Linked DNA regions of Mus musculus: region 2 is linked to region 1. A link is a contact called in ENCODE Hi-C data. All regions are on one chromosome and are shown on one strand. Each heading gives the region's core, a stretch centred on a gene start or an enhancer-like site at or near the end of the contact. The rest is flanking DNA. Distances are from core to core; before and after follow the strand shown.

Region 1 (2,700 bases), core at 43-2,542:
AGGACTGACCCTGTAGCCCTAGAGGTGAATCCCAGGCCTTTCACTCTCCAGCCAGGCTCCCAGCACAGGTGCTCCTAGCATCACACTGGGAAGGGCACCCAGAGGCAAACATCCTTACTCCTGTCCATCACAATGGACAAATTTCCCTTTTCATGATTCCATTTCACTGAGACAAAATACCTGCTTCAAGACAAACTATAGGTAAGCCAGCTGGATCAAATAAAAGCCTGAGATATGCATGATACCCTTCTCACAAAGAAATGTTCAGCCACGCCCAGAGAACCTGGGGAAAAAGCCATCCTCAGAGTCCCTGCTTGAACTCCACCAAGGAGGAGTTCATAAAGAGGAGTCCTCCATAAGCCAGTCATGTGGAACAAGGCAAGTCAAACAAACCGCCAACACAACCAGTGTATCTCTGACAGGAAGCTAGTTCTGGCCATACATCCGCAGGAAGTACTTCAGTCACCTAAGTGGCCCCTGGTGGAACTTTGAGAAATGCAATTGTTCATCTTCTTTCAACCTCAACCTTCGAAGCCAAGAAATGGGCAACATTGAGGTTAGGCTAAATAAACCTGTGCAAACAGAATACAGAATACACGCGATCTTTACTAGTGTCTCCACCTGACGTTCTACTTTCCCAAGAACATCCCAGTCTCTCACCTGTTTCCTGATCTGTGCTCATGTTTCCTGTTTCCTCTGCCAACTCTCTGTGTCCTTAGCAACAAGTTGACTCAGCTGCATATGCAATGGTATCAGAGCTAGGAATCCCTGACTTGGGACAAGCAAGATGGTTCAGCTGGCGAAGGCACTTGCTGCTAAGCCTGAAGCTCTAAGCTGGATTCAGGGACCCATGTGGTCCTGGAGAGAACCAATTCCCAGAAGTTGCCCTCTGATATCAACGTGCATGTCTGTCATGAATGACCACCTATGCTAATAAACAAATCTACAAAAAAAATGTTTAAGAGAAATTTATAATGATAGAGTGTGATATGGTTTTTTTTTTCTAAAAGTGGAAATCCTAGGCAAAATGAGTAGAAACTGGAGAGCGGAGAGGCCTTTCTGGTCTCCTTCAGTCACCCCTATGAACCAGTGAACAGCACAAATCAAAATCTCCTTTGAGAGGAACATTGGGTGGGAGGGGAGTGGGCAGTAAAATATCACAGAAGAATGTGAAAGCCCAGGCTTAGCCAGCACTAGGCTCTCTATGGCTTCACCCAAAGCAGGAAATTGCTGTGCTACTCCATGCCTCTCCTGCACCGGTGCCCAGGCAGGCAGCCAACTCACTAACCCCTTCCCTGGCCTCGCACAGACCGCATAGCCAGGCTACCCTGGCCCCACCGTAACCCTAGCTGGCTGGGGAAGCTGGCAGAGGCCACGTCTGTGCTATTTAAAGCTATAAGCAGCTACTGTGGCTGGAGATGAGCTACTTTCACAGGAAGAGGATAAGGCCAGAGGCATGGATTTTAACAGGCACTAGCAAATTCACTCACCTGCTGAACAAGGAGCCCAAACTGGAAAGACAGCAGCTCAGCTTCATTTACTAATTACCTACACTCATCTATACCCCCTGCCTAGTAATTCTGTTCAAAGTCAAATTGCTTGATTACAGACTCTCTGTGTGCTATGTTTAAAATGGGAGCAAAGACCTACAAAGTCAAACAGCATGTCCGATGCAGCTGGGGCACAGTAACTGTCTGAAAGAAACTGTATGGAAAAAAAAAAAAAAAAAGAGCTCCAATGCCTGGCTCTGGGCTCCCTGCATCCCCCAAATCCAAATTTGAGTCTCAAAATACAATAAGATGATTAATTAATATATATATCACAATGTATCAAGATATCTATATGGGATATTTTATGTAATGATACACACAGGTTTTTATGCATTATACATATGCAAAAACAAGGAATCCGTTTGTGCACAGAGATATGCACTTGTGTATCTGTGTTTAATTCAAATTGCCTAGGTGGAATATTAAGAAACTTCACCAGGCATCAAAATAAAATAATGATCAAAAGTGCAGGCTCTGAAAGCAAGTGTCTAGAAGTTTTGTGAAACCCGATAAGATTCTCAGTTCTCTGGACTCGTCATTGTGGTGGTTTGAATAGGAATGGCTCTCACAGACTCATGTGTTTGAATGCTTGGCCAATAGAGAGGGACACTGTTAGGAGTTATGGTCTTGTTGGAGTAGATGTGGCCTTATTGGAGAAAGTGTGTCACTGTGGGGGCAGCCTTTGAGGGCTCCTATGCTGAAGTTATGCCCAGGCCAGTGTGACACAGTCTTCTGATGCCTTCAGATCAAGAGGTAGAACTTTCAGCTCCTTTTCCAGCACCATATCTGCCTGGATGCTGCCATGCTTCCCACCATGATGATAATGGACTGAACCTCTAAAAATATAAGCCAGCCCCAGTTACATGTTTTCCTTTATAAGAGCTGCCACGATCATGATGGCCCTTCTCAGCAATAAAACCCTAACTTTCTGAATGAAGACACTCATGTACAAAGAAGAATTTTTGACAATCTTAAGATCATTTCTACAAGGAAATCTGGCATGGTGCTCCTCTATTTTAGCTAGAATGAATGGAACAACATTTACAGTAGCTGTAACAAAGGAGCTCTCGTCTAAAGCTCCAGTCACCTCAGCCATTGCTGATACTCTGACTCTATAGTCTCACTGTTCTCTTCCTTTGCAAAGACAACT
Region 2 (2,959 bases), core at 417-2,916, 39 kb after region 1:
TCAGGAGACCCAGAGACTGGAATTGCTGCCTGAAGCCTGACCCCCGGTTGTTCCTAGAAGGCTCTTGTGACAGGAACATGAGCCAATTCTATGACTATGTGAGAGAGGGACTTGTTGGCCAGCTTTAATTTTAGTATCTGTGAAGAGAGTAAAATAGTGACCCTCAATGGCCTCTTTGGAAAACTCCAATACTAAGTCACACGAATCAGGAAGGGGGGGGGGGGGCTGGGGGCGTAGTCTACATTTCACCAGGTGAGAAGTGGCCTGAATCCTAAGAATCAACTAGAGAAATGCCCCAGTCTTAAAGTCCCGTGGTCAGACCAAGCAAACCAGAGAGGCTACAAAAACTCACAGAAAAAGCATGCACTGAGAGCCCACCGCTCCAGTGTGGGTGTGATTTATTACAAAAGGCTCCCCAGCCTGAGCCTCCTTCAAGGGCCCTTCTGAGAACGTCAGCTTCACCTTGAGTCTCCACAGGGTGGGGGCAGGGCCGAAAGGCACCAGAGCTGCACTCAATTTAGCTTTAAAAAGAGGAGGAGTTCTGCAGAGGGGGAGGGGAAGAGGCGGCAGACGCCTCCAGCTCTGGCTGCCCGCGGAAAAGGCGAGGGCAGGAAACGTCCCAGGCCCTCCCCAACTGTCAAACTGCAGCCCAGCCCCAGTCCTCCCAGGACACGTGTCTGCTGGGTAGCTCCGGGTCCTGCCTGGCGACTTCTTGAAACCTCTTATCCCTGGCCGCCCGCAGGAGCAGGGAGTCAGGAAGAGGGAGAGCCTGTGGGCTCCGGGATCCACAACCCTAACTTCGCCAGAGCGCCCGAAACGCCCTCGCGAAAGGGGGGGACAGCCTGATAGCCCCGCTAGGATGAGATCTGACTGCAGTCTCACACCTGGTTCGCTCCTGGTCGCCGCGGGCTAGGGGATCCCCAAGTGTGATGAACCTAGGCTCCCGGGGGATGGCTGTCCAACCTCCGGTGCAGTGAGCCCCCCAGGCCCCAGCCCCGCGCAGCGCCCAGCCCTCCACGCGCCGCCTCGGAACGCAGAAGATGCCCCAGAAGGGTGGCAGGAGGGGAGGAAGGGAGAGTGAAAGGGACGGAGGGGAGGAACTCTGTCGGGAAAAGGTTGGGTTTGAGTTTTTTTTATTATTATTTTCCACTTACTTGTCCATCAGCTGATGTCCTAACCTCTACCAGAGAGGCTGCTATCAACCAAAGTGACAGGAACACCATCACGAGTCGAGTGTACTTCGCAACTACTGGGCAAAGCAGCTACCCCAGCGCAAAGCACCCCAAAATAAGTTTCCTTTAAAAGCGCAAAGAAAATGGAAGGAGTGGGGGGCGTGCAGAGCTTTTAAAAAATTATCTTGGGCTTTGCTCAATGAAAAGGCAACGTGAGCTGTGCGCCTGGCCCCGTGCCCTGTCGGTCCTTTCCACTTCACCTTCTCACCCTGTCCTCCCAAGCCGACAGTGAGGGAGCCAGAGGTGCTGCGAGCCGGGCAGAGGCTGACCCGAGCGGGGGAAGGGACCGGGGCGTCCCACTCTCTACCCCGGAGCTGCTTTTGCGAGGCTCTCGGAGCACCGTGGGCCGCCTAGGCTAAGCACGGAGACGGCTCGGGTCCCGGGAGCGCAGCGGCGGGGAGAAGTGGGAGCCGGAGCCCAGCGAGCGGGAGAAAGAGGCAGCGCGAGCCCTGGATCCTCCGCCGCACACGCAGTGGGGGCGGGAGGACGAGGGGAGGAGGCGGCCGCCTAGGAGGAGGGAGGAGTGGGCCGCTCGCCCGCTCCGGTTGCTTGCGGGCCCCGGGCGTCTGCTCTCTGCCCGCGACCCGCCGGGCGCTAAAAAGGCGACCGTGTCACCCCCTCCCTCCTCCGGACGGCCCCTCCCGCCGCGCGCCCACGTCACCCGGGGCCCGCGCCCCCCGGCGTAGGGTCAGAACTCGCACCGTCCCAGGGGCTGCGAAAGCGCCGCCTGGACCCCGCATCCCCTTGGTCTCCGTGATGGGACGAGGGGCGGGGAGGGTCCCAGGCGCGCCTCCCAGCCCGACTGGAGGAGGGAGGGGGAGGGTCCGCTCACCAGACCTGGGCTGGATGAAATCACCTCCTCCAGCCAATCTCATCCCCACCCCCCACCCCACCCCACCCAGGCAGAGTAAAGTCTCCTGAGAGAATCCCAAGGACCCAAGGACGTGGGGGATTTTCCCCTTCAGACACTCGTCCCCTCCCAGGCTTGTATGGGCCCGGGAAAGCGGGGGGCCTCTCTCAGCAAAGCTCTTGTTTATGCTTTATTCGTTTATATTAGTTTTCAAAGATACCGCGTTCCCTTTCTTGACTCAACCGGATGTTTCCGTTTATCACTAGAGTACACAGGCCTCGGGGTCTCTTGCTTACACCCAGATTAAGTTATCTAGTGGCTTCTGCGGTTTGCAGTTTTCTGGGATTAAAAGACAGCGACCTGGGAGTTGCTGGAATCCCAGACCTACCTCCCTGGGGTAGACCAGGGTGGCCTGGGGGTTGGGGTGGGGGGAGGTGAGGAGGGAGTTCTCCTATCCTGGAGGACCACCCTCACCCAAGATCAGACCAGAGATTAATGAGGCTCACATTGAGGTGGGATTTTCGAAACTTCACCCAGAGATAGGGAAGTGGAGTCAGGTCTTGTTGGGGCAATCCTGTCAAGGTGTGGTTAGTTTTGAATTTTGTTATATGACTTCATAAATTGTTTATTCCTAGAGAGCTAAAGGAAAGGCCATCATCTGGTTTATACATTGCACTACGCTCATTGCTGTGTTGCCTCTGTCTTGTCGAAATTCTATACGGAGGACATTTACAGGAACGTATAGGAAGTGCCCTCATCTAGCAACAGAGTATATTAGGTTAATTAGTTAATTATTGCTTAGAAATAGGATTAGACCCTCAGGACTGAAGGACCTCTAAATTGACTTTTCCCTTCAACTGCAACCTGCAGCATCGTG

What was found. Hi-C counts contacts between places; a loop is a spot of excess contacts on that map.
Region 2: a loop to region 1 is called in a map of heart, with 3 times the contacts of the local background. The contact joins the promoter of Adamts3 here to the enhancer-like site in region 1. A Hi-C loop is called at or near these places in 9 of 37 maps with a recorded cell type or tissue (gastrocnemius, heart and left cerebral cortex).

What each region holds. Positions count from the first base shown.
Region 1 is chr5:89,843,244-89,845,943 of GRCm38, forward strand. All of the region lies in intron 3 of Adamts3 (a disintegrin-like and metallopeptidase (reprolysin type) with thrombospondin type 1 motif, 3), which reads right to left. Among named protein-coding and RNA genes, the nearest start is that of Gm25758, 16 kb to the left of the region's middle. Within about 2 kb of position 1,293, at least 1 of the 3 ENCODE cell types and tissues checked has a DNase peak (open chromatin) inside an H3K27ac peak, as active enhancers do; it is heart, where a contact is called at or near this core.
Region 2 is chr5:89,881,668-89,884,626 of GRCm38, forward strand. It overlaps Adamts3 (a disintegrin-like and metallopeptidase (reprolysin type) with thrombospondin type 1 motif, 3), which reads right to left and starts at 1,667. Exons shown (of 22, transcript NM_001081401.2): 1 at 1,155-1,667. The coding sequence starts at 1,223.